Regions from separate parts of the Mus musculus genome. Here region 2 is linked to region 1. A link is a loop called in an ENCODE intact Hi-C map of the cell type or tissue named here. Cell type or tissue: heart. All regions are shown on one strand. Each heading gives the region's core, and the rest is flanking DNA. Links, peaks and the distances in the headings are about the cores only. Region 1 overlaps Trio (triple functional domain (PTPRF interacting)). Region 2 overlaps Trio (triple functional domain (PTPRF interacting)).

Region 1 (11,537 bases), core at 3,172-5,671:
CTTGTCTCAGACCTTGCTTTTCCTTTGTAAGTAATAATCCCTTGCCTTCTCCAACACTAACCTCAGGTGAGTGAGCACAAGGTTCCTCAGACCAGCCTCTTAAAGCAGGGTTGGCATCCAAAAGTGAGACCTTCCTCAGATCCGCTGCTGATGGTGGGGCTGAGTGGGCCTGGGAGCTGCAGTCCTGGGAGCAGGAGCCCTGGAGATTATTTTCAGAGACCCTTATTGAGGTGAAATCTGGACTCTTGACTTTGCCAGAAGAATGTCAGGGCCTGTCAGTGTGAAGCAGACTTGGGCTTTGTAAGATGTTTTGACATAGGTAAAGCATGAGCAGTTTGTGCTGTGGTGTGTGTGTGTGTGTGTGTGTGTGTGTGTGTGTGTGGTCTTTGAGGAAGGAAAGTACCTATAAGTGTATGTGTGCTTCACAAGAGAGCTGCATGTAATTGTCTCAAGAGTTGCCATTTGGTGATTTATTTTTTGAAGTTACCCCTCAAAAGGTTGCTAAGAACTTTGATCTTTTTTCTTTTTAGTTTTTGGTAAATAAGGCTGTAAGATATTTCCTAAGGTTATTGGGTAGTTTATTAACAGGCTGATAAAACCACAGATCATAGGGGTTAAACAATGAGTAAGACTTTTTTTTTCCTTCTGCAAATGAAATTTATAGTCTTGTTTATGAGATTCCCAGAAAATTGCAGATGTATAGGTGGGGAAGGAGTGAAGGGAGACGAGACATGTCTCTGTATGGAAGTAAAAGTAATTCTGTATTGGTGAATTTATAGTAGATTTGTTAATGTGGCTAGAATTCTTCACTCAGAGTTGTCAAGAAGCCTCAACCAGACTGTAGGGTTAGAAACCTTACAGCGGTTCTCAACCTTCCGCATGCTGCAACCCTATCATAGAGTTGCTCATGTTGTGGTGACCCCCAGCCATAAATTTATCTTCATTGCTACTTTATAACTGTAATTTTGCTACTGTTATAAATCATAATATAAAATCTGATATGCAGGATATCTGAGGTGTAGGAAATGTCAAGATAGCTGTGAAAGGTTCAGGGTCTTGCTCCACAGGTTGAGAACCAATGTCTTATGTCCTTTCGTTTCATCCTCTCTCGGAACCATCCTTCTGTCTGTCCATCTGTCTCTCTATCTATCGCCCATTACACCCAGCCTGGTGGGAGGTGAAGCCATCTCAGGCTCCCCATTTCACATGGAAAGTGTGGGAAACTTAGCCTCTGCCAGTGTTCCCCAGGGTGGCAGGCAGCTGACCCAGACAGCTTCGTCCCTGAGCCCTGCCTCGAAGGAGATACTAACTTTGAACTGTGGTGTTGCTTTGAGGTACACATAAAACTTCAGTGCTACTCACCTCTGCCCACCACGTTGTCGGAACCCTACTTGACCCCCTCTCCCCATCTGTTCTTCAGGCAGTAACTTATAACCTCTAGATGCAGCACCTGGAGCAGGGAGCTGCTGAGGAGGTCTTGCTTGGTGTAGGGCCTGATACAAAGCTGTAGAAGGGGAGAGCTACCAAGTGAGTGGGTGTCCATGCCACACCCACTTAAATGCCCCTTCAGTGTTCCCACTTCTTTCATTCATACTAAGTTTAGTTTGCAAAAGGATTCCTTATGCTTTTGGTAGAAAAGATTCTGATGGTGACATGTTCCGCTGTAAGTGACAGTGTTTAGGAGAAGAAACGAGGAAAACAGAATTACCACCCCATAGCATGCCGCTCTGCTGAGCTGCAAACAGCTGAATTCTCTCTCTCTGCCCCGACCCCCACCTCCAGTGTCTTGAAAGGGACCTATGACAAGCGGGAAGAGACGTCTGTGTGGCCTCAGCATGAGGGTCAGTGGCCACAACCACCAGAAGCCTCTGTCCTTTCTTAGTGCCCAGCTGGAGTAGTAAGAGAACATCCCACCATTAGAGCTCTTCCTTGGTAACTTAGCCATACTCTCTCAAGTCAGGACAGTTACCACAACTGCCCAGAGTCTAGCCCTGCTCTGAGGGGGCCGCAGAGCACCATGGGCAAGCTTGTGTGGAGCCTGTCCTGGCTTTGACTTACTAAGTTCCAGCATCCCCAGAGAGTCTAGGAAGGTGATGCACTGTGGGCAGGATGGTCATATCCCAAGGCTTACCTGAGTCCTCAGGCAAAGGATGCTTAGAGTCGCACCCCTCCTCTCCTCCCATCTCTGCTGGCCTTTGCACCCAGCATGCATCTTCCTTTGGACCAGTGAAGATGCTTCATGATACCAAGAGGGAGGCCAGTTCTTCCACATGTGGTCCACTCTTATGCAAAGGAAGATAGCTCAGTGGATGAAGTCTTGCCCCTCAGTGTAAGGACTAGCCGTAATAAGATACCTGGTATCCACATGAATACTGATGGCCATGAAGGGATTCCCTGGGGCAGGTCACTAGGTTAGGGTAACCAGGAGAATGTTGTGTTCAAGTGTGAGACCCTGCCTCAATGTATACTGTGGAGAGCAGTCAATGAAGGCAGTTATTTCCCTTGAATGTTACTAGATCTTTTTTACTTAACGGCCATATTTTATTCTGTCTTTAAAAAGCCCTTCCTTTTCTAAGCGTGGAAAGAGGATTTGAGGTGCAGTCGCAGTTGCAGGAGATGAGGGGATGGTGGGTTGAGGTGGTGGATAGAGAAGGGAAATGGTGTTCTCTCTCTTGTTAACTTGAGCAGGTTTTCCTCAGCCGCCATACTCTGTAGTGTCTTACCCTCTTACCAGGATCCAGCAGGAAAGGAAGTCACCCAGGCCTGTCTGATGTGATTTTCCCTGCTCTGAAATGGGCGTAGGGCAGGGCACCAGGCCTGGTTAAGTGTTGAGTAAATTAATGGCTTTAGCTTTCAAGGCCGTATGCCGCCCACATTGGGATAAAGCTATAATCTTGAGGCAGCTGGACAGGTTCATTACCCATGAGCAAAGTTATGCTGGTCCTGTTTCTTGGACAGGAAGCCATTAGCCTGTAGGATCGCGTCAGGGCTAGTGTTTCTTCAGCAGTCACATCTTCCACCACATAGAAGGACCTGGAAGAAAATGTCAGACTTGACTGTTTAGAATTCAACCTAAAATCAAACAAGTTATGAAGCATGAGTTGTCCTCCCTAGGTTTCTTACACGATTCCACATCCCCTGCCACGCCCCACCACCCCCCCCCCCCCCACCAGAAATTACCTGGATGGCCCACCTTGATTGTGACTGGTCCCTCAGCACAGATGAACTGCAGCGCACACTAAGAAAACAGGGACAGAACTGTCAAGGCAAGTAGGGTGGCTGAAGCACGGAAGGACAATGTCAGCTGTGTCTTGGGCCTCCATGTTCCGGGTCTTGCCTTGGTCGTCTGGGGTTTATTTCCATGCCAGCGACGATGCAGTGCTTGGGTGGGAACGGGTGGTAGTTAAGATTGTCCAGCTAATCACAGCCTCCCCACCTCAGATCAGTAACAGCAGCGCGTGCCCAGATGCGCACCTGTCAGACGGACCCGCCTGGGAGTGGAGTCGAGGCTGTTCTCTGCTCTCGTGCATGTTTTGTTCTCTATTCGACGATAAGCGTCTTCAAACAGGGACTGTGCAGGTTGGGGAATCCCCAGGGCTTAGCAGATCAGTGTGTGTAAAAGTTCTGTCTGAACACGAGCGCCAAGTGAACCAAACAGCTCGAGGCTCCATCGGGGAACTGGCTACTACAAAGTTCTGCCACATTCTTGGATCTCATTAAAGATACGCCCTTCTAGTGAGTTTCATGTTGGAATTAAATCCATGAAGCCTTTACCTCATTGACACATTTAAGGGTCCGTGACTTACTGGAGTGTATTTGTAACAGACAGACCTACAATATCCTAATTTTGCTGAATATTTAGCAACTTTGGTTTATGTATAAACAAGATAATGATTTAAGTATTGTTTAGATGTAACTCGTGGCCACTCAAATTAATTGATTACTTATTAAGACTCTCAGCCTTGAGTAGTAAAAGCAGAGGCTGACAAGATAGGCAGGGCCCCTGAAGCCCGGGGAAGTCCCCTGCAGGAAGGAAGTCCCCAGCCACAACCCAGGTCACAGGGGCTGAATTGACAGTTTACATGTTAGAGAAGCTAGAAGTCTTGTTGGTGGTTCGAGGATAGCCAGACCTACAAAGAGAGACCCTGTCTCGAACTACAAGCAAGCAAAAGAAGTGGGCAGGAGCCAACGTAGGGGTCAGGGACACTGGTGTGGCGATCAACTATAATAATCCGTAAGATTTACTAATGTGTAAGGTAATAAGATTTGGAGCTTAAATCCAAACCGGTGCTCATTGCTGGGATCAAGTCCTTTGTCCCGTGGCATCTGAAGTCTCAGAAGCCTTGGTTCTCCTTATTTGTTTCCTGTCTTTCCTAGTAATGGTCACCAACAGGCAGGCGGACACGACCGAAGCAAGCCTGTTGGCCACACCTCGCACTCACAGAAGTTTAAGTTGTGTTCCGTTCCTGTTGCAGAAAACATATGGCAGAAACCCCGAGATTCGTTCTGTCAGCTGTTCCACTTGAGCCCTCTGGGACTCGGGGACTTGGGACACATATGTGCTGACATGTAAAACAAAGAAGTTCTGTCTGGAGTTGTGTGGAGTTGACGTAGCTTCGTTCCCTCAAGCCCAGGCTGGTCACAAAGTCTCATGACTAAAGCATTTCCTTGCAACTGTTTTTGGGTGAACCCTGCTAACTGCAGAGAAGCAGGCCTCTGATGCCTGCACACTTCCTGCTCCTGCTCCCCCCCCCCCCCTCTCTGCAGTGAAAGTGCAGAAATGAGCCTCCTCCTAAGCATTCTCCCTTCGTATGCTCCACCCTTCCTTCCTTCATCAGAGGTGAGACCAACAGTGATTAGGGCAGAAAATAATGTTTTAATTACATTGCAACAACCCCAAAGTAAAACCTTTTCCTATCTTAAACTACAAATGAAGGACTCGTCGTTAAGTACACGAGACAGCAAGAGAACCAGTCACTTTTAGTGCCTGGCCATTGTGAGCAGGTTGGCAACTTTAGAATATGGTTAGTTCTGTGTTTTTGTGAACTGTACTCAGGAGCCCAGTTGTAGACTGGTGGTGAGGTTTGCCAGCTGCAAAGGGTGTTGTTTTCCTAGGGTTAAATGGCTGCTTGGGGTTTTCTGCCGTGCTCCCCATACGGTGGGACACAGTGCCCAGTGACTGTGACCAGTATTTAGGTCATTTCCAGGATGTGGCAAAGGCTTGAGTGCTACAGGCGCTGAGTGGGTTATGTATCCAGTATTAGGGTTCCCAGTGTGTGCAGTGTGCACACGTATTTCTGGGAACAGGAATGATGGGAGTGGGTTTTTGGTGATGCGTGTAGGAGTTCAAAGGGTCAGAAGTTGAGCGTCTGTCTGGTTGGGATTCTTTCATTTTCGCCTGGGGAGAGAATAAGTATTGGCAAGCGAGCGAGGCTGCACAGGAGGCAGATGTCACATCTGAAGGATTATGTCATGTCAGGGAGTGTGTGTCTTACGGGAAGGCATCAAGAAGCCACAGAGGGGCATCGTGGAAAACTTATGGAGAGCAGTAGAAGGAGGTGTGAGCTAGAAGCCGATTTCAAGGCGAGTGGTGGGGTCAGAAGGACTACTGACCACTGATTAGGAGGCTGCAGATACAGCAAGGCCACCTGCGGGAATTCCACGGTGGGGTGGAAGGCAAGGGGAGCCAGGCGAGGCTATTTAAATGAATGAAATGCTTGATGTGATAATGGATCAGGATTTCTCTTAACAATCAATCTTGGTTGGGCTGGTATCCATTCACATAGCTCAGGGATCGAGTTTTATCGCTCTGGGTCAATTCCCCGGGCTCTTCTGCAAAGCAGTCTGTGGATCAGGTTGGCTTTACTGAACCATGTGTGCATGTATGCATAAGTGAGAGGCACATATGTAATTAGGGTGGCGTCTGCTGTCAGGCTTTATAGCACACATGCACACAGAGAGACACAGAGAAAGAGACAGACAGACAGACAGAGGCACAGGGAGATGGGGGGGGGGGGGACAGGTTGCCCATGTGATTTATTTTGAATCACTTAGTCAGAGAAATGCAATTTCTCTGTTTGCTTCTTTGTTGGTCTGGGATCAGAAGATTAAGGGTGCCCTTGGCCATATTTCCTTTTTATTTTATGAAACTAGAAGAAGCTGGAACCCCTTTTATAATAATAACCACTATATAATAATAGCCGTTATACAATATAATGCCTTTGGACAACTGGCCTATTATATATTATGAATTAACTTCCAATGTACCATTAATGCATAGTTAAAACATCAACAAAGTCTACTGATTTCTTCGTTCGTTTAAGGCATTTGTAATACTCTTAACAAGCCTTTCATCCTTTGGCAGTTCAGCTTGTCCTGTATACTTTGTGGGTAAGAAATGAAAAGCCAGAGCTATATGTTGACGTTTCCTTGAGTCAGTAAAGCTTGTGCTCTTCTTAACTGTGTGCTGTTATAGGCTGTCACTAATAAGACAGGATGAGTTAGCCAATCAGGTGGTTATTACTAAACATTAGAATCCGCTTTGTCGTTATTTCCATGTGGTGGTTTGTGGACACATCTACATTCCCGGTGCATGTGATTCATCCTCGTGTCCAATCTGGGGTCATATAATTTTGTAAAAAATGACATAAGCATCAGTTGATTGTGCTTGCATTTTTTTATATCTTAGTAAGCATTCTGGTGAAAATGTAACCTTTGTTCTCTAACATTCTTCCATAATTAAATGCATTCACAGAAGATTCCGATCCATTAAAACACTTCCTTCCTGTGACACTGGCGTGAGCTTTACACGGCCACCCCACCCCCACCACACACACCTCGCTAGCACTGCCTCCCTGCAGTGGAGCAGCATCCTGCAGGCTCTGCGCTGGAGCGGCTTGCTCAGACAGGGTGACGTCACCCTCTCTGCCGGCAGTGCGAGGGCGGGGCCACCGCACAGATGTGGAGTTTTATCTCCTGCCCTTTGTGTTCCGGAGCTCTGCCAATTACCTAATGAGTAAAATTCGGTAATTACCACCAAGGCTCGTCAGTAAGAGCAGCTACCAGCTTACTATTTAACATTTTTGCTGTGGTTGCTTTAGAACGCTGCCTTAGTTATTAGTCTTACTTGTAGCATAACCTGTGCTTCCGTCAGCCATGCTTCAGTCTTTCCCACAGGCGATTTTTCGGTTTAATAAATGTAAGGTGGGGGTAGCTGACAGGCTCTGAGACCTACGAGGTGGCTGGGAAGCAGTCTGTGGGTGACTGACAGACAATTCAGAACAAGGCACACGGGCAACTTTATCAGGAGCTCTATCTGTGGAGGAATAATAGGGCTCTTAAATACCATGTTTTCCTAAAAGAAAAAAAAATTAAGTCAGCGAATGATTATGTGAAATTCAAAATGATTAAAATCTGCTAGAGGTCCTGAGTGGATTACCAAAAGAAGCTGTTTTAGTTTTAAACTTACTCTTTTTAACACACACACACACACACACACACACACACACACACACACACACATATATATGTATGTATATGTATATATGTATATATTGTATATGAGTACACTGTAACTGTCTTCAGACACACCAGAAGAGGGCATCGGATCCCATTACAGATGGTTGTTGTGGTTGCTGGGAATTGAACTCAGGACCTGGAAGAACAGTCAGTGCTCTTAACCACTGAGCCATCTTCCCAGCACCAAAAATCTTACCCTTACCTCAGATAATTAGCTTCATCTTAGGTCTTTGTGCACATGTACACGGAAAGTGCTATTGGGTCAACGAGCTGAGTGATGAGTGAGCGCTCACACAACCTGGAGATGTCCCGTGGTGCGGCTCCTCCTGGGAGCAACCAAGATGGAGGGCTGCTGCTCCTTTATTGTTGGTTGATGTTAAAAATGGAAGGCCACCGTGGTGGTCAGTGAGCTCTGTGGCTTGCTGGGAACGGTTCTGTTGGAGTGGCACCGCAGCCCTGACACAGAGTCTGATGACCAAAAGGGCACAGTTGATCTGACCACTGCGCTGTTGGGTTGTTGACATTCCAGCTCCCCCCACCCCCATTCACCCAAAAGATTTCCCATTGTCAGAGACAACTGTGGGATCTCTCCTCCTGGAGCAAAGAGGGTAATTTTCCCTCTTACAGCTGTAATCATGGTGTGACTGAAGGCTAAATACCCAGAGCTGATCTTTTACAGACTGAAATAGAAAGTCCTGGAGGACACTGGGCGAGCGGCGGCGGGGGTGGGGGTGGGGGACGACGGACAGGGACGCAGACTCTGGTAGTTTGTTCCTTTTCACCCGGTACTCAGAGGTTTGGATACTCGCACCTACTTCCGTCTAAAGCGAGTTCCCCGAGTGAGAGGAAGATGGAGGCTATCCATTTGCTGCATGGTTGGCAGCTTCTGAAACAGGAGACATTCGGTGGCGTGGTCTTAGTATTTATCCCAGGCTTACTGCTCCTGGCCAGATAGCATTGTAAACATGTAACACGATCCACTCTGTTGTTTAACATCAGGGTTGAGCTGTCTTAGATGAAACTATTAAGATATTTAATTTACGTATGCACATTTAGAGAAGGGGAAGGAGGGAAGGGGAGAGTGGACTTGAAGCCAGAACTTCCCAGAGCTCTCTTTACACAGTCATCCCTCTGCTAACCAAGGCCTAACTGCAAATGCCCTCTCATGAGCATCCTCAGCACACACATTGTAGGCCTGACCCAGAAAGTAGTGCTTGTCAATCACTCCTTCCCTGGGACCCATCGTGCCCCACAGTAGTGGTTCATGAAAGCCTACACCAGCTTCCTTACCTTTCTGCTCACATTATTGTAGGTTTTATGTAACTTAAACGTTCAGAAAATGGGCACAGCTAAATGCCCCTGATCTTGGTGGTTGCCTTCCTTGCCTGCTGCCCACCTTTTGCCCACCCTCTTCTAACCTCACCAACTTCTCTGTGCGGTCCTTGTCCATCCGCAGACCCTCTTGGTCATAGAAGTAAAAGTGTGGCTACTCCTTGGTCTCTGGGACAGAGATATGGTGAAGAATCTCAGAGGGATCTCTTCTAACTGAGTTTGTAGTGGGTGACCTCCTGTAATCCCAGCAAGAAGAAATGCCTCCAGGAGAAGACCATTGAACCCAGAACCTAAAGCCTTTTAATTCACGAGCCAAGGAAGTCTTAGGTATCTGGCCTTTCTGTACTGTAGTCCAGAACCCATGGAGTATAGCAAAAAGCTGTTTATTTTTAATTTCTAAGAAAAATTATTTTTAAACAGCTGCACACTCTGACTTCATAAGTATTCTCTAGGGCATAGACAAGAACCTGGGTGAACATTGGCTTGTTGGACGTGTCTGTTCGCGACCCTGAACAGTAGAAAAGGATTTCTCTTGTCAGACATCTTTAGGTTTGACCTATAGCTGCAGGTCACTCCATTCTCACTGGGATCCCCCAGCTTATGAGCCTTCTCATCATCTGCATTGGCTACAGGCTGTCACCAGCCTGACGCCACTGCCTTAGCTGTACCGCCATCTTTACCACGAGCGGTACTGAATTAAAGTGGTACTGAGTTACCTCGATGGATGGGGAGCTGCTGAGATTAGCTTGAATTTATTCAAGAGCTCTGGAGGCACTGGGGTGAAATTGTAGCCCTCTGGCTCGGGTATCTGCCATCTAGAAACCAGAACTGCTTCTCAGTCTGGTGGGTTGCCAGCACACAGCCATGGCGGTTCACACAGAAAAGTTGGTGCACTAGAAAGTGAAGTGGCCTGGTGACCTGAAGACCTGAGCTCTGGCTCAAGTCTGTTATTCCCTGGCTGGGTCATGCCAGAAGTCCTCTCAGGGCTTTGGTCCTTGCTGCCTGCCTCTGCCTCAGGAATGCTGGGATTAAAGGTGGCTATTGCCACCTGCCTGGCTCAGATGCTTGATTTTTTTTTTTTTTTTTTTTTTTTAGAAGGGCCACAGGGAACTTGTGTTTCATGTATGAGGCTTGGGAAAAGCTGGAAGCTTGGGCCACTGACTCTGATACTTAGTCTGAGGACTCTTTCTCCCAGATTTCTCCTCTCGGTTTCACATACCACAGTGCAGTCCTGAGCATGTAATCTAGTTTGGCCTTACACTGGGCTCTGTCCTCTCCACCAGCCAGAATAAAGTTAGAGCAGTGAATTCAACATCATGCGCTTCTCCAAGTGCACATCCCCGGATTTGATTGAATTCGGGTGCCTTGACCTAAGGGCCCTCCTGTGTTAGCTTCCTCGTTGCTGGGATTACAGTTGTGTGACAGCGTGCCCGCCTGGTGAGAGACTGTCTATCAGAATATGAGAACTGGGCCAGTGAGCACACTAGAACTCCACTTATTTAATACTCTTTACTTAGACCACATCTTTTACCAGTTGTGAACATGAAAAATAATGTTTCAGATCTTTTCCTTGTACTATTTGACAAAAATGGAAGGAAAAAAAAAAAAAAACCAGGCCTGGGGGAGCTGTCTTGTGTTTCTCTGAGAGTATGTTAGTGATGGCAGATGCAGCTCTGGTTGTAATGGGCATTCAGCCCTAGAATGGTGACCTCCCTTAGAGTATCCTAAGGCATGAGCACGAGGGAGAAAATCTTTCTCCCACGTTCCTAGGTGGGTGCTCTCCTGGTGGGCGGGCTGGGCATATTTAGGCCGCAGCTCACTCTACTTACGCATTGGCTTGTCCTAAGTTGTAGGCAGTATTCTGGCCTCTCGTAAAATTGAAAATTGTTCCCTGGCTTTCTAAGATTTTCTGTTCTTCAGTCCATGGCCTTGGCCACCTCGGAAATTGGAGTGGCAACAGGCTAGCTTAGTCATTGATGCTCTTCTTCGGGGTATAACCCAAAAAGCTTAGAAGGAGCGAGCCAGGAGGGAGCACTGGCCAGTGTGGGCTGTGCATAAGCCCCTCTGTGTGCCAGGCAAGTACTGCTATTAACCAGGCTGAGGAGACTAAGAGTAGGCATCGAGCTCCCTCTAGAGGCTTTGCTGGGCTACAACAAGCAGACTTTTCCAAAAAAAAAAAAAAAAAAAAAAAAAAAAAGCTGCCAATGCCAATGCTGCAGCCTTCTCTGGCAGTTACCTAAATTCCACAAGGTTAAAAGGAAGATTTGGCAAATGATTGGAACTGATTACATATTGTGTCTTCCGGGGACAAGCTACTATGGCTAGCATGGCTTAGAGTCTTCAGGGGCACTGTCTCTGGGCATGTGTAATGACCATTATTCAGCACTAAAATAGAAGAAAATGCTGGGGACAGTCTCGTGTGTTCACACAGGGACAGACAGGTTCCCTAATTGATTCATTGGCTATGATGACAGTTGACGTTTGGCACTGGGTAACATGGGCCTTACCTGTCAGTCAGGCAGCCTGGTGACGCTTTTCTCTCTGTCTTTCAGGGTTTCGGAAAAATGATGAAATGAAAGCTATGGATGTTTTGCCAATTCTGAAGGAAAAAGTCGCCTATCTTTCAGGTAAAGTCTGACTTTCTAACCTGCTCTACTTGACAGCGGAGTTTGATTATAAAGTCCCTC
Region 2 (11,537 bases), core at 4,744-7,243, 56 kb before region 1:
AAGCACAGCTACTTACACAAAGATTTTTTAAAACATACTTTTGGTACCTTTTAACCCCTTTGTTAAATGATCAGAAGAGATCATTTACAAAATATGAGTGGGTTTCGGTTCAACGGTCTGAGTCAGCTTGCTGTGGAGTTGGCAGTGGGAAGCCATTCTTCCCCACATTGTCGTGCTCTTTCTGTCGTGCCTTCCTGATGCTTCTTTTGTTCCTTGTTAAGACAGGGCCCATGGGGTCTCTCTCGCTGACCTCTTGCCTCGGTGTGCTGGTCAGCACCCTGGGCTAGTGGTGCTAAGAATGCAGGCTGAGCAAGCCACGTGGAGCAAGGTTGTAAGCAGCACCCCTCTGTCAGCTTCCGCTTCCCTGCTTGAGTTCCTGCTCTGACTTCCCTTAGTGATGGACTGTGATGTCCCAGTTTGGTCACGGTGTTTTATCCCTGCATTAGAAACCCTGCAACCCCAGGCCTCCCGTGCTGCGATTACGAGCTTGTACCACCATATCTTACTCACACACACGCACCTATGCCCACTGATGTTTTGTAGCTAATCAGTTCCTGTCAGCTAACTGATGTGGGTGCAGGAAGCCTTAGGATAAACACTTCGTTATCTCACTGTCTCTGCCCCTTTCTATTCATTAGAAGACCTGCTCAGATGTTCAGGGCCGTGACTTGTGGTCTTATGATCATGCTATAATTAGCATGGACTCATCAAATGGAGATTAGCAGGACTCATCAAATCTTAAAGATTTCTAGAGCAAGTGAATGGCTGGTGAAGTCTGTGGAGAAGTATCTGGGGACAGACTCACACACGTGGTCATTTGACACCCGTGGCTTTTAAAAGGAAGTGGGTAGCCCTATTACATAGTTCAATCAGATGATATGCACAGACGTGCTTCCAGAATTCCCTCATATGCTAGGTCACAGTTCCCGTCCCCTGAGATTGATACATATATAATTAATAACTAGCACAGCATGTTCTCCGTCTGAAGGGCCACTGGCTGGAAGAACATTATAGCCTCTGCAGTAACCCGTCCTCCTGGTCTCTTTATAGTCCTCCACGAGAGAAAAGTGCTGGCAGAGTGTTGACCAACAAATCCATCAACTGAATGGATGGAATCTGGCTAGTGTCTATGTGTGAGTGTGCTGCATTTCACAGTCACAAATACTTAAATTGATTTTTAGAAACTAATAAAAATTAGTCCCCACAAATATCTTAATGACCCTGAGGTGTATATTCAATGAATATTCTTTTTACCACTGCTTTTAGTCTGTTGATGCATCTTAATATTGTTAACACTTAGAATGCAATTGATAATGCTTTCTTAGATTACAGAAGGACCCCAGGCAAGCACATTTTGGTTCTGAACCTCATGATTTTGCTGTTTCCAGGAGCTAGCTTTTTGACTTAGCCCTACAAAGTGGCTCATTTGTACCTCACACTAATGATGCCCCCAACATACCAGGGATGTGACCGTTTGTAAATGTGAAAAGGCAGGTGTTCAGATACAGTGCAGCGTGTCATCTGTAGCAGAGGCAGATGGTGGCTACAAAAGAGAGTGCTTCTATTTGGGATACACAGCACTTCCTTGTGCCAGGAGATAGCTGTTCTTTGCAGTCCCTGGTATCCTTCATCTACAGTCAGCGGTGATCTGAACATTTTAACTGGGGAACTCTGAAAACGTAGAACCCATCCTCCTGCCTGCCTGCCTTCCATCCCCCTTTCTTTTTCTTTTTTCTTTTATTTATTTATTTTTCACACAGGGTCTCACCGTGTAGCTCCAGTTGTCCTGGAATTCACTAAGTAGACCACGCTGGCCTCGAATTCATGGAGCTCCAGCTGCCTGGCTATAATTCCTATTTTCATTTGCACGTCTTTGTGGGTAGTGTGATGGAAGCTCATTGCTGCCCGTGCTCAGCAGAAGTTGACTCAGCTTTTCTTCCAGTGTCTTGTGCTAGGTACATTACAGTGTGTCTGCTGGTTACTGCTCGGTAGCCATCTTGGTACCAGACTGACTGTTAGGATAGCACAGTGTTCCATACCATTTTGGGTTCCATACTATATCTGGGGATTTTGTCACATGTCCCTGGGACAAGAGAAGGATTATCTTATGTGTTATCTCATTTAAATAGAAGCAATCTTCTGTCAGCAACTTCTTGAAAATCTAAAGTAAATTGTACAAATTATTTCTGAAGTTGTTTATTATGCAGGGACAGCATAGATTGAACTACCTGTAAGGCCATTGGTAAAAAAGTGTGTAAACCAAGCTTGCTCAGACAGTTAACCAGACATCCTGAATAAGACACAAGTGTTGACAGCCGTAGTGGAAGGAGCACACCATGGCTGAGTCCATAGCTCTGTTCAAGCAAGGAGCCTCAGGTTTGATATGAAGCACAATAACCAAATAGCCAAAACAGTAAAAGCAGCTTTATCAAGGTCCAGTTATTGAACTTAGTTCCGCGAAGACATCCCCTATCTTCAGGGCTAAATTTGGGTTTCCTTTTTTTAAAAAGGGATCTCTAGTGTTGTATTAATTGATTGGTTTATCATCATTATCACCACCTCTACCAGCACTATTGTTACTGTCCTTTGTGTGTGTGTGTGTGTGTGTGTGTGTGTTTAAACACTCTTGCTGTTTAATAGTCCATGCTGGTCTCAAGCTTAGTATGTACAACCCAGCTCAGCTCACACCTACCTCCCAAGTGTGAGGGTTCCAGGCGCACGCACCAGTCCAGCCTGATTGGCTTTTCTGATCATGTGCACGTTACAGGTGATCTTCTTGTGAGACTCAGTTTACTCTAAAGATAAAGTATTCATCATCGCCAAGGAAGAAATACCAAATACGTCATGTGCTTCCTTACGCCAGCTTGTGGTTGGAGAACTTTGGTTCTCTGCAGAAATTGTTCTAGCGTTCTGCCGGTGGCTGGGGTGAAACGGGGGTCTGCGGGCAGGTACATTGAAAGCCTGTCGGCCACTGTGAGGGTGCATATTTGGGAAGGATTTCCGAAAACTGTCTTCCTGGGCCACTTTTCTGGAGGGCAGTTCTGAGCTTTGGTGTGATGCACACCTCTGATTTGAATACTTGGATGCAGCTTTCCGGGATGTCTGTGCTGGAGAGAGCTACATAAACATTGGTTGTGACACAAGGGACGCTCGCTGGAGAAGGCAAGCAAGCAGTTTAAGGAACAAGTGCACATTGCTTCTGTTTTCTGCTTGAGGAGACGTTTACCTATAGGTACACATGTCCAGATAAGACTCTTTTAAGTCTAGCTGCCCTTTTGAGGAGTATGTTTTCTTATTGTTTGCAGCAACCTCAGGGCCTTGTGCATTGTAGGCAAGCACCCACCCATCATTGCAAATCACTCTAGCCCTGGTATTTATGTTTTTTTTCTAGTTGATCATAAATGGCCAATGTTCTGCTTATGTATAAAGTATGATGAGATTACAATTATGTACCTCTCTTTATAAACATAGTAGTCTGCACTCTGAAATTGGTTGACTCCTCATGTCTATGCATTCTGGAATTGATTGACTCCTCATGTCTAGACAGTATTTTCAAATAGAGTGCTGTGTGCTATCATCTCCATTTGGTCCAAAGCAGGAGCTGAGCCACTGTGTATGGTGTGCAGAGATGCTCAGGCAGTTGGGCAGTTCAGAAGTTAATCTCTAACCACCATATCGACTTCCTGTCCTCGGCTTTCAGAGAGTGCCATGTTGGAAGGACATCTTTTCATTATTTCCACATGTTTTTCTGGTCAGTTTGTGTGAAACTGCATATTAACACTTTAACACAGCCTTAGAGCTTCCAGATTCATCACTTGATGCTGCTGGTGCCCCAAGCCCTTCTGGATGTAGTAGTGGCTGTTAGTACGTCTGTACTGTGGGGCTCTGGTCCCGCCACTGGAGTCTCCTTATGCTATAGCCAGTGTTACTTTTTTTTTTTTTTTTTTTTTTTTTTGGTACTGTCTCAGACCTACACCTGAGTGAGCCTTCTAGGCTCAGGGAATCTAGCATTTGTTTGCTTAAATATTAAGCATTGCTGTGTTGTAAACCCAGCCAGTAACATTAACACAGCTGAGAACCTTTCTCCTTAAAGAAGTTCCTTAAATGCTTTGGGGCACATAGTCCTGAGCCATGCTATTCCTGCATATAGGCACAGGTCTCTGAGTGTGAGAGAGGTGGCTCATGTTTCCATTGTGTTGATGGTTTTATTTATTAGGAGCGTGGGTGGAAGTACTAAGCCAGATGGTAGTACAGTCTTTGGTTAGGAGTGTAAAGGGCACTGTAGTAACTGGTTTCTTTGCTGCTATGCAGGTGTCTCATTGTGGAGAGGGGGGAAGAAGGGTGAGCGCAACAATGTAGCAAGAGATGATACATTGTTAAACTCAGTGCAGACTGCTGTGGTGGTATTGCTAGGTGGAGTCCATCTAGGAACTTTGCTATTTGAGTGAAATGAGTATTTTAATAGATGATGTTCTTTTAGGGATATTGCGGAAGTAAATGGGCACATGTCTGAGCATGTACAACTGAGGTGGCATAGTTGGCAATGCTAAGTGACGTGGGACACACTCAGCAGGAATTGTGTGCAGACGTCCTAATCCAAGAATCTTGAATGTGAAGGCTTCTGAGTGCTAACCTAATAGTGCCGGGACAGGGCACCGGGCACATCTGATGTCATGTGACAGCTCACAGTCGAAACTAAAGTGCAAGGGTATGATAAAAGATTACCTTCACCTTCTGACCTGATGCTCACTCCTAAGACATCTCATCATGGATGTGTAAATGTCCCAAAGCCTGAAAAAATAGAATTATTGACACATTCTGGCCCCAAGTATTTCTGGATTCAACCTGTATAGTCTTACAATGATTTAGATGTGTCATTACAGAAAGTTTTCTAACCTATGTACATATATGTATGCTCATACAAAATAAGCATTTTTAACTTTTATTTTGAGATAACGTTAGACTTGCAAAAACATGGCAAAATTTTTACCAAACCAAACGAAATAAAAATCTTATATACCTTTACCTAGATTTTCCAAATGTTGCTATTTTACCAGAGTTGTTAACATCCTTATTATCAGTTTTTATATTAGTCACGTCTCTAATTTTTGTATACTTTTATTTTATGTTATGTAAATCTTTTTCTCAGACACCAAGACTGATGACTTTGGTCAAGTAGTTAAGTGGCAGCTACCACTGGGAAAATTTAATTTTCCTCTTTATGATTTCCTATGGGGATTTTTTTGGGGGGGGGAATGTACAGGTGTCTTACTTTTCAGGCATTGCGCCTTTAATTTTATACCCATCGATGAGTCTTGTCTTCCATAGTTGTTCTCATGGTGTTGGCCAGATGCTTTTTAAAAATCCCTTCATTGCTCTACTTTTGTTACTTTGCACTCTGAGATAAACAGCTTCTTGTTGAGTTCCTGCAGAATAGGCCCGGAGGCCCTTGTTTACAGTTTCAACTCTGTATAGTCATATTGCTGAAGTTGCTAGAGTAGGCCCAGTTGTCAGATGTCCATGCACAACACTCTTCTGGTCTTCTACTTACAGCTTTTGCCCTTGTGTCTGTGTGGTTTGAGTTGGGGACAGGAGGATCAGTGGTGGCCTTTCACCAGGTCTACCCAAATGTAGCTGTTTGTGTCCATTTAAGACGCAAGCCAGGCGTGGTGGCGCACGCCTTTAATCCTAGCGCCTGGGAGGCAGAAGCAGGCAGATTTCTGAGTTCGAGGCCAGCCTGGTCTACAGAGTGAGTTCCAGGACAGCCAGCCAGGGCTACACAGAAACCCTGTCTCAAAAAACCAAACAACAACAACAAAACAAACAAACAAAAAAGACTTAAAAACCCAAAGTAAGTGAGTGTTATGTATATGTTTGGGTTGGGATACCACTAGGATTTTTTTCCCCTTCATTTTAATATTGGCCATCGATAATATATGTTTCTGATGTCCAGGGAAAGATACTACCTGATATCTTAGTGAAGATGTGCTGTGATTGGGAATCAAGTGCGTCTAAGTCACACAGGAGACCACATGTTTTTGTACCTGTCAGTTGGGGACATTCATGTTTTTCAGGACACTTACATGAGAATTAATTGCAAGTCTAATGACTTGACAGAATTAGTGTGTGCACTCACACAGGGTCTGACCCCACTTGACTGCTGTCTGGGAGGTTAGGTGAGTTTCCCAAAGTCACAGAGTGCATGAGCCTCATGCTTTGGCTGTGAGTCCAGAGTTCTTGGAAAACCTACCGTCTATGTTTGTTTGTTTGTTTGTTTGTTTGTTAGCTGTCTTCCAGTGTCGGAGTTTTACATGAACTGTCAAGGAGCCTGAGGCTTGACGTAGCATCTGCTCATGATTAGTACATACTGCAAGGCTTTATTTCCCAAAGTCGTGAAGGCTCCTTGGCCGTAGTTTCAGGTGACAGAACTGTTTTCCTGTTAGGTCATAGTTTACACAATGCCTAGTGTCCATTGTGTAACTTCACTGTGGCCTGTGATTGTGAGACTTGTGATATCGGCTGAATGGAGATCCAGCAAGTTTGTGCTGATTGCTGGAACTTGAAGACTTCTCTTCATGAAGGCGGGATGAAGTTGTGTTGCATGTGGCTAGCTAACGTATGTAGAAAGCCAGGGGAGCCTTCCTTGTCTCCCACTTGTTTTGGATCCTTCTTCTGCTCCCAGAGCACCTGGTGCTGGCTCGTTGCATTTGCCGGGTAATTATGGTGTATATCCAGGTGCTTCCTGTCTGTCCTGATTTCGTCTCTACCCTCAGCTTTTAGTACAGCAGTCTGCTCAGAGCAGGCCCTCAGGGAAAATTTGACTATCCACTGCCTGGATCAGGCTGTCTTGTAGCAATAAGAGTCCTCTTGGTTTGCCTTCCTTTTTCTTTTCTCCCTTGTCTTTAAAGAGAACGTGCAGTCATTTTTAAGCAGTTATAGTAGTAGTCAGGCTTTTGGTGCATGCTGCGAAGCAGTCTCTAGCCAGTGATAAATATCTTAGATGGCAACAGGAACATATATTTGTCAAGGACTGTGATCATTTTGAACTTTTTCTTCCTTTCTCCTCCCTCCTGTAACAACAGTGTGCTTGGATTTGCTGGCAATCAGGTGTGAGACTCCCGAGTTAGAGGACTTTACTACTCATGGGAGTAGCAGTAGTTATGGTAACATTCCCCATAATTCTCTAAGCCCCAATTCCCACCTGACAGAATGGAAGCCCGGTTGACATTTGCATGGGTTGTGCTGTAATAAGGGATCCTGCACTTAGTCATGTTTTTCATGCCTGCTGGCTTTTATTTTTGAAGGGAGCCTGTGTTCTAAGGCTGTGAGCAAGCCCTGTGATCTGGAGAGAGACACTGCCTCTATGCGTACTCACTAGTAACTCAGTAATGACAACCTAAACAGATAGTGTCTCTGCCTGGAGGATGTGCAGACACAAGGGCTATGGAGAATTGTTTTTCAGCACATTTCATGGGGGTTTAGACAAAGTAAGAAAAGACACCCTTTGATGATCTTGTAATTTTGAACATACACTTTTAGAGTTCTTTCTGCAGATATGAATGTTTATATGTAGCTTACTTAAAACAGTCTGTTTTCTTCCTTCTAACATGATTTTCAAAAAATGTGTGCATATTGGTGTTTTGCCTGCCTGTATTGTCTGCGTGAGGGTGTCAGATCCACCGGAACTAGAATTACTGACAGCGGTGAGCTGCCACGTGCATGCTGGGAATTGAACCTGGGTCCTTTGGAAGAACACCCAGTGTTCCTAACCACTAAGCTATCTCCCCAGCCCCCAAACATGGTCTTTTAAAGCCTAGCACATTGGACTCATTTCCTTTCCCGTGCAGTATCTTTCTCTCTTGGCCTAGCACTTAGTTGTGCTAATTGCAGCACTGGAATTTTTAAAACTTGGTGATTTTAGAGATCGAAGGACAGAGATTTCAGATAATCTTTGAAGCAACTTTGAAGTTGCTGTGCTGGGTGCACTGCGAGGGCGACTCTGATCCTAGTGTTGGACATGGCGTGAGGACCTTTGCATTGCACCGCGACTGGACTCTGTAAACCTTAGCTCCGTCATGACCTTCAGTCCAGCCCACTGTGCACTCCTGGCTGAACTCCCTCCCAAGGGCCACCTGTACTTGTAACTTGATCATTCTTCACTTGCAGGGCATCTTACCCTTCATCTTGGCACTAATGCCAGGAAGCCTCCGGAAAGATCTGCTCGGCATAGCCGGTCTTTAGTCCTTCTGATGAGACTAACGTCCGCTTGAGTCGTAGTTGTTACAGCTCATCCCCAGTCACCTTATCTTGAAAGGCATCTCAGATCAAGTGTTTCGTGTCCACGTCCCACAAAAGGCAGTGGAGAGCTATTTATAATGAAAGAATTTGCCTTTGCTTTTGGGGGAAATTAGGTTTAAAATTATTAAGAAAGAGTTGCTAAGTAATCTCCTGACTGACATCTCTTTTAAAAGGCCTTAAGCTATCTTTCTTCAAAGAAAATATTATTCTTTTTTGAATGATTTAACAAGCTTATTGTTTGAAAATTCCAAGGATGAACAGCTTTCAAACAGTAGCAACAGCTCCCTCCTCAGTAGCTAAGACACGCCTGTTGAGGACCATTTTCACTTGCAGAGACGTCCCTGGGAGCTTAGTCAGATGAGACTGGAGAACCTTGTTGGGCCGTTGGCATTTTGTGTCCTGGTGGCCATTGCTCATTTGCTTTTTGCTCCTTCTTGCTTCTTCGCCCAAAGTGAATTTGCTAAAGCTCTGCTGCCCTTGTGCCTGGGATTTCCAGTTCACATCATGAGGTGTGCTTCACATTGCCCCAGACCATTCCCTAAGGGTTACCTTCTAGCAGTACTGTCACTGTGCCAACAAGAACAAGAGGTGGGGTAGGGGAGGGAGGAGGGGACACTACAGGCTAGATCAGGTCTGTTAGAATGAGATCAGACAGACTTATTGGAGAGAATGCAGCTAGAATGGGGACCCGTGGAATGCACGACTGACACACAGCTGTGTCTTGGGGTCCTGGTGTCCATATTCTGCGTGTGCTCTCTGGAGATGAGACTATGGGGGACATTTCTCATTCAGACCCTCACACAAGCCTAACAGTTTTTGGTGTTTGTTTTTAAACACGGATTCTTACTTTATAGTCCAGGTTGTCTTGGAACTGACTAGCCCAGGCCAGTTCCCGACTCCCAGCAGTCCTCCTGCCTTGCCTTCCCTGGGCCTGGATTGAATGCATGAACCACGCACTCTTACCTTCTTGTTAATGGCTGGAAACACTTGATTCTTGTGCTCTCCTCTGTTGACATGGGATCACTTATTTCTCAAATTCTAACATAGTCTTAAAGAATAATAGTTCATGGAAGGAAAGGTTTGCAGAGCCTGTGCCACAGGCTGTGATAGGCTCTGGAGAGAGATTCCAGAGTCTTCATCCTGGCAGTGTTTTCCTCTAAGGTATATTGGCATAAGTGTGGCCTCCTCCAGTTTCTTGGAAGGTCACTGGTAAGGAGGCTAGAATCTTCATTTTGCAGGTTTGTGAAAGGCAAGAGGAAAACAAAACCAAAGATGCTTTCATGTTCTCTCCCTAGCACTGTTGAGATGCCCGGCACATGCCCAGTTCTCACTATAGTCATTGCAACCACACACAAAGACGATTGTTTCTCTGGATTTATACCTAATGGAATAAACATTGAGATGAGCTTTTTAGTGTACCTGTAAGCTTTATTAAATTTCCTTTATATAGTTTTAGAATTAAGAGTAGTAAGTTCTAGAAATGATCTTTAAAAAAAACAAAACGAAACAAAACCCCCAAAAAACAGCTGTCTGTAAAGTGAGTCCTTGTGGGCTTCAGTGACTACGCCTCGGAGGGGCACATCCCTGTCCTCTGCAGAAGGGGCCTCCTGGGGCAGTCGCCTGCCTGACCGGGAGCTGCCTTTGCCTGAGCCTTGGTTGGTCTTTCTCCTCAGTGAGCTGGGAAGTGTGGGCTGGTGTCTGCTGGAGAAACAGTGGCATCCAGGATTCATGGGGGAAAGTGAGCCCATCAACCCCGTGATGGTAGGGGGTGAGTGGCTTAGTTACTTCCCTACTACTGTGCAGAGACACCATGACTGAGGCCACTATACAAGAAAGCAATGAATTGGGCTTGCTTACATTTTCAGAAGACGGGTTCCATGACCATCATGACGGAAGCACAGTGACAAGCAGGGAGATGTGGAACTGGAGCGGTGGCTGAGAGCTTAACCAGAGGTGCTAAGGGATGAGGGAGAGACCAGGCCTGGCGTGGCCTATGAAACCTCAGATCCCACTCCCAGGGACATCTCCTCCCACAAGGCCACATCTTCCGATCCTTCCTAAGCAGTCCTACCAACTGGGAACAAACACTTAGGTCTACAGGGACATTCCCATTCGGACCACTACAGGGAGACTTCCCCTTTTTCCTGTCTTACTATTACATGAGACCTCAGAACTTATCTGGAACTTAAAGTAAGAGAGTAAGACCAGCAGTACATGTATAGAAATCAATAGCCCTTTTCCAGACCTCTGATGGGTATCTTAGACAGCTGTGTAACTTGGTAAGCGTGCCCGGTCTTATCCATAGTGATGGACTGAAGGCCAGCCCGGGTTTTTCTTCTTGGAAGATGCTTGTTTAGAACTGCTTGTCTTGCTTAAAACCAAGAAGGTATCATCTGTGATTGTGTGACCACCACATTTCTCCTTGCAAACACCAGCTCGTTTGTCTTCACTCTGCAGAGTGGGTTTGGAAGGCAGGTTCTCCGAGGCCAGTTGCTTGGGTCTTTGTGATGCCTGGCAGCTTAGCGATGTGCTCAGTTACTGTGAGCAGATTCGCCTTGATGGCCAGTGCAAAGCAGTGCATGGCCTGGGAGCTCTTGCTCAGGTACAGTGAGATCTCACCATTTAATCCAGTAATTAAAACACCAATGCTAGAGTGGCTTCAATAAAGAGAGGCCATCCCTGAAAGATGGTTGTGGGTACTATGTTGTCAGGTGCTCCGTGTTGTCCCTAGCGACATGCCACCCAGACTTTCAAGGACAAAAGCAGGATAGTGACTACAAAGTAACTGGGTGCTCTGATTCAGTGTAGAGCCACCAACCCCAAGGGACTGCACCTCTCCACTTCCGTGCAGTACAGCAGAGATCCTAAGAGCGCATACTGGGTTATTCTGTCCCCACTGACGTGTCCGTTGTGTTAGAAATGATTTGTTGGGGTTTGTCAGGTTTGAGATCTGAGGTCTGTGTTCCCCCTCATTCTGATCCTCACTCTTAAGCTCCTTTTTCCTGTATTTACCTTGGCTGGGATAAAGTTGGATGTGGATGTTGGTAGAGCAAAGGGAAATATACAGAGAACGACAGAGGTGCAAAGGTATTGTCGTCAGGAAAATCCAAAGGGCCACCCTGTGTCATTTGCAGCTGCAGGAAGTGTGTCTTTAGCCTGAGTGCTGGGGGTGTTTACAGAGTGACAGAGTGTCTCCCCACACTGTCCTTGGCTGCCTTTGTTGGACTGGAGGTTCTCTG

The links. Peaks named below come from ENCODE experiments on the same cell type or tissue, not always from the same donor. Only the 100,000 strongest peaks of a DNase experiment are listed, where the experiment ranks them.
Region 2: a loop joins it to region 1, with 2.2 times the contacts of the local background. A loop is called at or near these places in 5 of 42 quality-filtered maps.

What each region holds. Positions count from the first base shown.
Region 1 is chr15:27,919,157-27,930,693 of GRCm38, reverse strand. Trio (triple functional domain (PTPRF interacting)) reads left to right here. Exons shown (of 57, transcript NM_001081302.1): 2 at 11,403-11,477. Among named protein-coding and RNA genes, the nearest start is that of Gm29975, 70 kb to the left of the region's middle. In heart, for the core only: no CTCF peak of the experiment used is centred there; DNase peaks (open chromatin) are centred at 3,453 and 4,583; H3K27ac peaks cover 1,149 bases.
Region 2 is chr15:27,977,201-27,988,737 of GRCm38, reverse strand. All of the region lies in intron 1 of Trio (triple functional domain (PTPRF interacting)), which reads left to right. It overlaps Gm29975, which reads left to right. Exons shown (of 5, transcript XM_017316826.2): 1 at 1-11,537. Among named protein-coding and RNA genes, the nearest start is that of Gm29975, 12 kb to the left of the region's middle. In heart, for the core only: no CTCF peak of the experiment used is centred there; no DNase peak of the experiment used is centred there.